Linked DNA regions of Homo sapiens: region 2 is linked to region 1. The links are chromatin loops, found by intact Hi-C in ENCODE. Cell type or tissue: GM12878. All regions are shown on one strand. Links, peaks and the distances in the headings refer to the core of each region. The heading gives the core; the rest is flanking DNA.

Region 1 (5,259 bases), core at 583-4,582:
TGGAAGAAAGAAGGGAGGGAGGGAAAGCTGTGCTTCAATACCTAGGGCTTCTTTCCTGGAATGGATCTGAGAATCTGGGATTGGGTGGCTAATATCTCATCTCTAGAAGGGAGAAAGAACTGGGTGGTGATGGCTTTGTATTTTCTACTGGAGTTCACTACAGAATAGGTGAATGGAATGGGCTGCTATGATCCAGACATTAGGGAGGACAGGTTTGTGATACATTAGAAAACTTGAACGAGCCCTTCTATGATTCTCTCTTCCCTCTTTCTGCTTCCCTTTCTGAATCACCATCCCCAGGTTGTGGAATTAGCAAATCTATTATGTGAGCAATAGCAAACTTACAGGAGCCCTCGGCTCCATCTATCTCCCTGTTTGTGTCAGTTCATTCTGGATGCTTTTAGTCTGTGGTCTTCATTCACTCTTTTTATGGGGAAGTAAAAGGAGTGGGACAGATTATGAGAACAGCTGGGTCCTCCCAGTTGCTGGGGTGGTTATTTTAAGCTTTGTTTAATGTGTCCAGAGACCCAGATGGCATTTTTAACTAAGCTGCTTTATTAAATCTTGTGATAAAGCATAGTGATGTTTATTGAAAAGGCAGACACACATCAGCAACATTATGCATGAAACTTGCTCTAAGAATTTTCTATAAAACATCTGTTCTCTTTGAGCCTTTGTGAACTCTGGAAGTTTGCTAGTTTCTATACAGACTTGAGGACAAGAAGTTGGAACCCACTTTTGGAGATGTCCAAGCATAGGTATTGGAATCATTAATCCTAACCCTCTCAGTTTTAAGGCCCCGGATACCCTTCTGTTAGACAACAGTAACATGAGCAAGCACTGTAATAACATTTAAACAAGATTATTTGGAAATAATGGACAAGAAAAATTAGTATAAATTGTTTGGGGATTTTAAAATTAAAGATAAAAAGCTAGGGCTTCAATGACCTGTGCCAGGCTATAGCCTTAAGAGTCAATTTGCAAACACTCAAGATTTGGCCAATATGCCTCTACTACTTCTACTTAACACAGTCAAAGGGAAATTTTTAGATTCTTTCATCTGATTTGACTCTCTTAGTTACGAATAAGAGGATATCTAGAATATATATGTGACTTGTTAAAATGAAAATCCACCTTCTCTGAGTCTTCAAATATCTTTCATATCTTACATTTTTAGTAACATCAACTTTTGAAGTCATGTCCATAGTTGTATGAAAAGAAAAATTTCAGGAACATTCAACCTCAAAAGTTCTTTTTCTTAGTCTGAAGTCGTAGAAGCATTTGACTTTTACTTTTTCTTTTTAAGTTTGTACTAGTAGGTATTTTGTATAAATATAATATTTAGTTATTGCCTTTGTATTCTTTTTCTCTAGTAAACATCCTGGTTTTTAGCTATCAATATGTAGTTTTACATTTAGGGATTTCTAATGGAAAGAGAAAGGAATCTGAAATCAGAGGACAAGAGTTTATTCTACTTGACCAAACATATACAAAATACTGGAAGGAGAGTTTTACAACAAATATTTAATATCTATGACATGTAAAAAGGTTTTCCAAATCAAGAAAATTCAAACAATTCAATACAAATATCATCAATAATAACACATGAAGAGGTGGCCAACCTTATTAATAACCAGAGAAATATAAATTAAAACAATCCATCAACTTGTAAAAAAGATGAAATTACCCAGAGTTGGTGTAGGTGATGGAAAATTGTCATGTTTGTATACTGTTCATAGAAGTTAAATTGACATAACTTTTTGGTCAGGCAATTTGGAAGTATATATCTAAATTAATAGAGAAGTTTTCTAATAACCTGGGAATCTCTTAATCTAAGAATCTTTACTGTAGATTTTTCTAGAACAAATGTACAAACATCTATGTACAAGGGTACTCACTGCAGCATTTTGCTAAGGAAAAACTCAGAAAAAAATCTATATGTTCAACAGAGAACAGGTACATAATTTATGACACAACCGCACAATATACACCACTAAAATAAAGGATATAAATTTATGTATAGTATGAAAAAGATGTGAATGATAGCTTGTTGGTGAAAAACAGCAATGACTGGAATATTGTGTGTAATGTAATCCTGCTTTTCTGTATATAATGTAGGCATAGAAAATAGGATTGAAAGGACATACTCTAGTCAACAGTGGATATAGCTTGGGTGGAGGGGGTGTATAATGGGGAAGGAGAGTCCCTTTTCCTATCTATTCCATATACATCTCTGGATTTAAAAGATCATACATGCATATGCATTACCTTCAGAATTAAAATGATAAAGACAAAAGGAGAAGCTTTGTATTTGAATCATGATACTACTGTTTGCAACTTATATGACCGTGGGGAAGTCGCCTAGCCTCCTGGGGTTTATTTCCTCATTTATAAAAATAGGGAAAGTAATAATACTTGTCTACATATCTTCTAGGGTTGTTGGGAGGATTGAATGTGATAATGGGTTACAGCATTATGAATTATTTATTCATATAACACAATTATTATAAAAATATTTTGCTCTGATTAAAATAAAAGAAGGACGAGATCGTGTGTGTTTTTCAGTCCCAGTAGCTTTACTAACCAGAAAGCGCCTGCTGATGTGGTGATCACAGTTGCTTTGGTGCAGCTTCCTCTTGACTTTTGGCATTTCTCCATGCTGCTAGCTAAGGCTGAGGTGGCGACTGTGGAAGGTGTGAGCTCCTCCCCCTCCCAGCACACATTTGTGTGCGTACTCACACTCATGCACACACACACACATGCACACTCTATCACAGTACATGAGGTGGCAGCAGCTGCTCCGGCATAGACTTTCACACAACATAAAGGGCTTTTTTGCTGTGGTCTGTGCATTATTTCTTGTTAAGCATGAGCTGAGTCAGTGCCATGCTTTTCCATCTGAAACCTTTCTGAGGCTCAGGCTGTGTTAAGAGCAAACCCTCTCCCCTCCATGCCCACCCCTTGGCCCTCTACTGAAGCCAGATCTTAATCTGCTCATTTCATGAGGATTTTCAAACCGAATGGACTGGGCCATGTGAGAGATCACTGAAAGGAACAGACCAAGCAGAGGCTAAGAGACTCCACGCTAATCTGCTGAGTCGTCTGAAAATGCACAGCTGTGGGAGCTTACGGTGCTTTAAAGTACTTTGGCAGGATGTTTGTTCAGGGGGCCTGTTCCTGCAGCCCTGCTGAATGTTTGGTTAGGAGGCATAATCTTTTTTTGGACAGGATCTCCCAAATGTAAAGTGATAGATGCTAATGTGGAATATAATACAGAAGATCCAGCTTGGATGTCATAAATAACAATAAATTGTTTAATCTTGCTGAGTTGTAAATCTATGATTGCCAGAGGTCTTTAGTTCACTGGAACATAGTATGGGGGCAGGGGCACTTAGCAAATAGGCAGTTATTACTTTCCAACCAGACAGAAACTGGTCTGATGGAATTTATCTAAAAAGGCATACACATGTATTTTAATTAATTGTGACAATTACTCAGAGAAAACACATGGCCCTAAAGAGGCTGAGGGGTTTTTTTGTTCTACCTATGAATGTATATGTATATTCACCTATATTCTACCTATGTATAAGTAAGAGAATGAGTTTTTGTTTTGGGGATATATATTTATACGTATCTATACAGATAGATATACACATACTTAATTTCTGTCTACCTATTAAGGTGCAGTGCCAGATGGAAAGTATTTTTAAGCATTTAGATAGCTTATTCTATAGCATATGTGTGCATATAGCCCCCCCATAAAGCTTTGTCTCTTTTCTGGATATATTTAACAAGAGGCTAGAACAGAGTCCAAAATGTCAGAAATGTTTGAACATTCCATAGAAATGAAGGAGGTGTTTCCAAATGACCTATGTTTCTATGGCAATAAATAGAACTTGTGCTGCGTTGGATGCGTCAGGAGTAAGGAATATAAACAGTGTAAGTATGACTATTCCAGGCAGAAATCTACCTTGTAAGAACAGCTTTGTGCAGTGAGCTCAACAACATTGATCAGTTAGCAGTCTGGTTCAGTACAACATTGATCAGGTAGCAAGCCGGTTCGGCAGTGCCAGTCGGAGACACAGATGGGGACAATCAAAGAAGATGCAGGTCAGGACAAGGATGCAGACATGTACCTGTCACTACCATGGACTTCAGCACTTCTTAGTGAGCAGGTTTATGATTAAAGAAGAAAGACATCGTTGATATGTAAGCATGTTACAATTAATTTGCTGTTTAGTTATTAGCAAACTACATCCAGTTTTTAGTTTTTAGGTTTTTTTTTTCTTTTTTCTTTTTTGAAACAGGTTCTTGTTCTGTCATCCAGGCTGGAGTGCAGTCGTTATCCAAGCTCACTGCAGCCTTAAACTCCTAGGCTTAGTGGATCCTCCCACCTCAGCCTCCCAAGAAGCTGGGACTACAGGTGCACGCCACCATGGCCAGCTAATTTTTCTTATTTTTTTGTAGAGATGAGGTCTTGCTGTATTGCCCAGGCTGCTCTTGAGCTCCTGGCTTCAAGCCATCCTCCTGTCTTGGTTTCCCAAAGTGCTGGGACTATAGGTGTGACTCACCATGCCTGGCCTACATCCAGTTTAATTTATACTACACTGTGGGTTTAGTCCTCAAACATGTTTTTGTTTTACATATAAAAATTTGAGGTAAAAGAACATTTTTACATTGGTCAATAATGGTACATTTAAACAATGGACGACTATATCCATTAAAATCGTGTTGTGGAAGAATATTCAGTGACATGGAAAGACTGACTCAAGGGCAAGTGAAACGTGTCAAGAGTCTGTTAGGTACTAGACACTGTAAACTGGGTCTTGGCTGTGTTACTTGCTTACATCCTCCATCATGTGATCTTTTAGATAACAAAATCGAGATACATAGGGATAATGGGTGGGCTGATTGAAGAACAGAACTTGGGCCACACTTCTAGATGCCTGTGACTTTTCTGCATCTATTCAGATATTAGGAATTGATTATGAAATCCATGGTGGTTTGATGCTAATGAACTCTCCTCTATCTCTCCAGCATGTGTGTAAAGACTTCCAGAGGTACAGGAAGTTGAGGATGAGCTCTCTTACTTCCATCTGGTCTCCATGTAACAAATCATATAACTGCACAATTATCCAAATGCAAATGAAGGAGTCCCTTGATGTTTGGATAACCACATTCATGCCTTGAGTTTGTTATTTCTTGAAATTGCCCTTATCCGTCTCCTGTTTACCCATGAACAACACTACTTAAGGGCTG
Region 2 (5,259 bases), core at 519-4,518, 73 kb after region 1:
GCTTCAGGCTTTGTACATATTATGTTAAAGTTCAAAGCAGATTGTAGAGCCACACCGCCAGATTTTAAATCCCGATTCTGTCACTTCTTAGCTCTGCAATTTTTGGAAAAGGTACTGAATCTCTCTGTGAGTCAGTTTCCCCACTTAAAAAATTAGGATAACAACTTAACTCTTAAGTCTATTGTGAGGATTAAGAGGTAATATGTATCTTCACACATTGCTGGTGGAAATGTAAAATGGTGCAGCATCTACAGGAAACAGTTTGGGGTTCCTCAAAAAGTTAAAGAGTTACCATATGACCCAGCAATTTTACTCCTAAGTATGTATACCCAAGGGAAATGAAAACGTACACCCACAAAAATACTTACATAAGAATATTCACACTAGCATTAGTCACAATAGTCAAAAAGGGGAAACAATCTAAATGTTCATCAACTGATGAATGGATGAACAAAATATTACATCCATACAATGGACTACACTACGCAGCCATAAAAAGGAACAAGTGCTACAACAATGATGGACCTCAAGAATGTTGTAAGTGAAAGAAGCCAGATACAAAAGGCCACATGTTACATGATTTCTTAGGAAATATTCAGAATAGGCAATTTCACATAGATAGCAGACTAGTGGTTGCCATGGACTAGGAGAGGGGGAAGATGGGATGTGACAGCTTTAATGGGTAGGAAGAGATTTCCTTTTGAGATGACAAAAATGCTGAGCAACTAGACAGTGGTGAACCTCTTGGATATATACTAAAAACCACTGACTGTACAAAAGGGTGAATTTTATAATTATGAATTACATCGCAATAAAAAAATAAAAACCCAAGAGGGATTTGAAAAAAGTTAATGTGCAAAATGCCTACAATTTCTTGGCGCATTGAAAGTGCTATATAAGCATTAATTATGATTATTACGATAATCTTAAGATACTCTTGTCTGCATTTTCATCATAAAGTTTTCAGAAGATAACTCACCACTCCTCACAGGAAATTCACAGAGTAAAAATCTCACATTCATTCAGGATATACCTGCCATTTATTCTGGCATCTTCATGAGGCCAGACTCCTCGAGAGGGTTCTCAAGGGCAGTGGCTTCAGCTCACTCCTTGATACTTTCTTTCCATCTCGCCTAACAATATCAAAACTTCTGTTTATCACGGAGGCCAGGAGGAAAGCTCAATATTTGCATGTACAGTCAACCTCAGGCAAATCTGCCAGTTAAAAAAGAAGCGGGGATATGAATGCACAGGTATTTTTCTCCTAAAGAGCTAATAAATTACCACTACAACCTCCTCCTCACATTTGGCTCAATTTATTTACTGCATGTATGTTCTCTCATTTAATCCTCACAGTCTTCTAAAGGTATAAAAAATGGTCTGAAAGTATAAATGTGTAAACGGAGGTTCAAAGATACTTGATCTCTTAATGAGTAAATGGAAGTTCAGACATATTAACCAATTTGCCACAAATTACAAAATTAGTAAATGACAGAGTGCAGGTTCCAGCCCATATCCCTATCAAAGTCCATATACACCTCAACCACTGTGTGATTCATCCTGGTTTCACTCTACATATTAGCTTAGAAAAAAATTAATAATTTTTCCAGGAAGAGACAATGGAGAAAAGAATAATTCCTAATAAAGGAAGTTATTATAATGAACTACAAGATCAGACTAACGCAGACCCACCAGGCAGAGGCCTGGAGAGATGCCTCAAGGGACCCAAACTCGTGGGTACGGGGTCACGGGTCACCCGCCCGTCTATCCTGTTTCCAGGGTCGTCCGCGCAGGAGGCTGCCCCTCTCTGCACAGGCGCCAGGAAGGGCGGTCCGGCCTCCATCCAGCCCAGACAGGGTCAGAGCGAAGCCTGGGAGGCCACGAAGCCGGCTCTCCGCATCACGGCTTCCACCGGATTCGCGGGGGTGGAGTGCGTCCGAAAAGAACTGAGGAGGCTCCCGCCGGAGCTGCAGGACCCAGCTCTTCACCTCGGTTCCCTTGAGCACAAGCTTGGTAGACTTCACATAAGAATACTAGGCCATGGCTCCGGGAGACTTCTGCGCGGAGAGGCTGAAGCCGGCTCAGGAAGAGTATGTGACCTGGAGCAGCACCAGGGCGGGGAGGAACAGAAGTGGAGGCGAAGTAAACACTCCCCGACAGCGTAGGTCTGTCCAGAACCCGCCTCCGTCTTCACCCAAACACTGAATGGCTGAGATTTCCACTTCCGGGTTTCTGCTGGGGAGCTATGGCGGCTGCAGAGGGCCGAAAGGTGTCTGCGCGCATCTGCTCCCTGGCGCCCTCTCGAGGAGCCCCTGAGGATTCGTGCCTCCCAGAGGTGGGGAAAGCCCGCCCGAGGCGCCGGTGCTGACGGTGGCGGGGCTGCCGGGCACGCTGTGGAACTGCCTCCCGCTAGAGCTGCGGGCTGGCGACGGTCCCGTGGGGGCGGGAAGCGGCTCAGGGTGCCCTCGCCGGCCTGCGGCGGCGCGTCTGGGAGCGCAGGCCACTCGTGCGCGGGTCACTCGGGGCTGTGCCTCGCGCGACTGTGTGTGCAGGAAACAAGGAGGAAATACCCTAAAATGGAATGAAGCGCCATGTTGAGGGCCGCGGATGTCGCGAGTGCTGTGGGAATGTGGGCTGAGGTGGAGAGTTATGGTGGAGGAAGCTAGTCCTGTCTGATGGAGGAAACAGGGCAGAGGCGTGGAGGGAGACGCACAGTGCTGGTGTGAGGAGCCGCGAGCAGGCCAGGCCTGTAAAGCAGCGTGATGGGAACCAGGATAGAGAAGGCAAGTCGGGGTCCTGTGGTCGCTGAAGAATTTGAATGAAATCAGTAAACAGGTGAGAGGGATCCATCGCAAGAGCATGGGATGAAACGAGCAGTAGTCCACGGTGATTCCTCTGCAGCGGTGGGTATTATTAATCGCGTATGTGACACCAAAACGTGGGTATTATTGATAGCTTATGTGACACCAAAACCACCCCATTTAAGCTGTGGCTCTTTCCCTAAAGTAGAAAACAGAGATCAGTTGGGTTCCAAGCATCCACGAAGATCTTATTAAATTCGTGATCCCTGGTGGCACCATGGAGTCAGGATTGGCTCATCTCAAACCTGACTCAGAAACAAAACCATCTCAATGGGCAGAGATGAGCGTCCTTACCCGCTATCATAACGTATTTTCTGGTGTTTTCACAGTGCTGCGCTTCCTAATCCCCATTCTAGGGCAATCTACATGCCATGATGCCCAGAGGCATTAACAAAGGAGACACACAGGGGCTCCTCACGTTGGCTTTCCATGGTTTTGATGAAAATCTGTTTCCTCATCTCATACAATGTGGTCCGTAATAGTATCATTTAGGGTTGAAGAATTAAATGGTACAAATTATATAGGGTGCTTATGATAACCTACATGGAAAATGCCTAGGATATGTTAGCTATGCTCATCACCAACATCGTTATATGATGGTAATAATCAGATAGTCAGGAAGGCTGACACCAAGAAAATGGATACATGCTCTGAGGGAATGAATGTGGAGAGATCAGAAGGTCAAGAACAAAGCCTTACAACATGTCTGCAGTAAAGGGATAGAGAAAAGAAAGGCTATAAAAGAAGGAATGAAACAGAGTAAAATTATAAAATCAAAGCTAAGGAGAATTTCCAGAAAGGGTAATATCATTTAATATCATAGAAGTTTAGGAACACAAGATGGAAAAAAGGCCTCTGGGTAACTGACATTGAGGCAGTCTTTAGGGAAGCTCCATTTCTGACAGAGTAGACACCAAGTCAGCTTGAAGCAGGGACAAGTTGAAGAAGCTGTTGGCTGGTCGCATGGGGAAATAAATAAGGGATGGCATATGCCATATTTCTGGATTTCTTTCTTTCTTGCCCAGCCTCTATATATGCATAGAGTTTGGTGAAAACTTACAAAAAATAAAAATGAAACCAATTTTGTTTGTTGACTCAAATACAATGCTTTGTGTTAGAATCAAGATAAATTCATGCCTCTCCCTTCTATTGTCACCGTCAGTTTTGAAATTAAACATCAGCTTTTCTTCTTCATTAAAATCATTTTCAACTCCTCCCAGGTGTTGGTGGTTTGGGGGAGTTACATAAGCAGTCAGGTCTTGATGAGTAGAGGAGGAGGGAACAAACACTTTCAGCAAAGGTAGAATTCTGAAATTCTGCTCGTATTTTTCTCCAGTAACTTTCCTATGTTTGTGAGGTTATTCAGTCATAATGATCCTAGTGAAATTTTTTTCAAGCTTGACTAATCGTAATCACTGTGGACGTTTGTTTAAAATGTGTATTCCCAGGCCTCTCTCCTGCTGATTCTGATTCAGGAGATCACGGATGGAACTCAGAATACATGTGTTTGACAAATACCACAAGTGGTTCTTATGGTCAGGGAAATTTGGGACTCTAACCAGAAATTTATGTTTTTATGACTGGCAGCTAGAAAAGATTCCTAGAGTCTTTGCTTTTTGAAAATAAAATATTTCTTTTTTAAAAGGAAAATTGTATGACTAGATACAACATTTATACATGTGGCACATGTACTGTACTGTGTGCTTTTGTCATATTTACAGTTGAAGATGTGTAAGAACACTCTGAGAAAAATTATCTATTAAATGCAAAGAGGGGTAAGTCAGGGTGGGGGAGAAATGGGAAGGGTGTGCTTATTGTTGCTAAAAGGTAGAAAAGCCAGAATGATAGCATCTAGGGTTGCAAATAGCACATTGTAAGTTGAGGGAGCTTCATAATCATGTCTGAAACCTTCTTTGATATACTGAGTTGTAAACAGTGGCTTTGGACAAGATTTGAGGGAGAAACCAACTATGCTTTAAAGTGTTCATTTAAAAGGCTTTAATTAAAGGAAAGTCTTTATATTTACTTGAGCTAATTTAACTTCAGGACTTTAACAAATTACTAGCCCTTAACCTCTTAAAAATTGTCTTTCATTTCAAATGAAAGTTTAAGGTGGCCTTTATGTTTGATTGGTATACTTATGCGAAGACTTAACAGCAAGGTACTGTACATTTCTAAATGTTTACTTCTTAATTTTGCTGGAAGAAATATACTACTCAATTGATTATTTTTAAAGCAAAGTAAAACAATTTATTTTGACAAGCGACACTGTATTTTCCCAGTTTTCTGGTGGCAAAGATTAGGCTTAACATCACTAATCATCAGAGAAATGCAAATCAAAACCAAAACGAGATACCATCCTACACCAGTCAGAATAGCTACTATTAAAAAATCGAAA

What was found. A loop is a pair of places that touch in the nucleus more often than their neighbours do. Peaks named below come from ENCODE experiments on the same cell type or tissue, not always from the same donor. Only the 100,000 strongest peaks of a DNase experiment are listed, where the experiment ranks them.
Region 2: it touches region 1 in a loop (6-fold over the local background); 1 of 110 quality-filtered maps calls a loop at or near these places.

What each region holds. Positions count from the first base shown.
Region 1 is chr9:41,062,122-41,067,380 of GRCh38, reverse strand. It overlaps the pseudogene PGM5P2. Among named protein-coding and RNA genes, the nearest start is that of LINC03025, 60 kb to the left of the region's middle. In GM12878, for the core only: no CTCF peak of the experiment used is centred there; a DNase peak (open chromatin) is centred at 2,730.
Region 2 is chr9:40,989,209-40,994,467 of GRCh38, reverse strand. It overlaps LOC107986997 (a long non-coding RNA gene), which reads left to right and starts at 2,637. Exons shown (of 2, transcript XR_001746463.3): 1 at 2,637-2,903. It also overlaps the pseudogene FRG1HP. RefSeq lists enhancers at 1,801-1,870, 1,881-1,940, 1,961-2,310, 2,711-2,900, 2,724-3,453 and a silencer at 2,351-2,560. In GM12878, for the core only: a CTCF peak has its summit at 2,268 (motif pointing left); DNase peaks (open chromatin) are centred at 2,197 and 2,967; H3K4me3 peaks cover 3,632 bases; H3K27ac peaks cover 3,516 bases.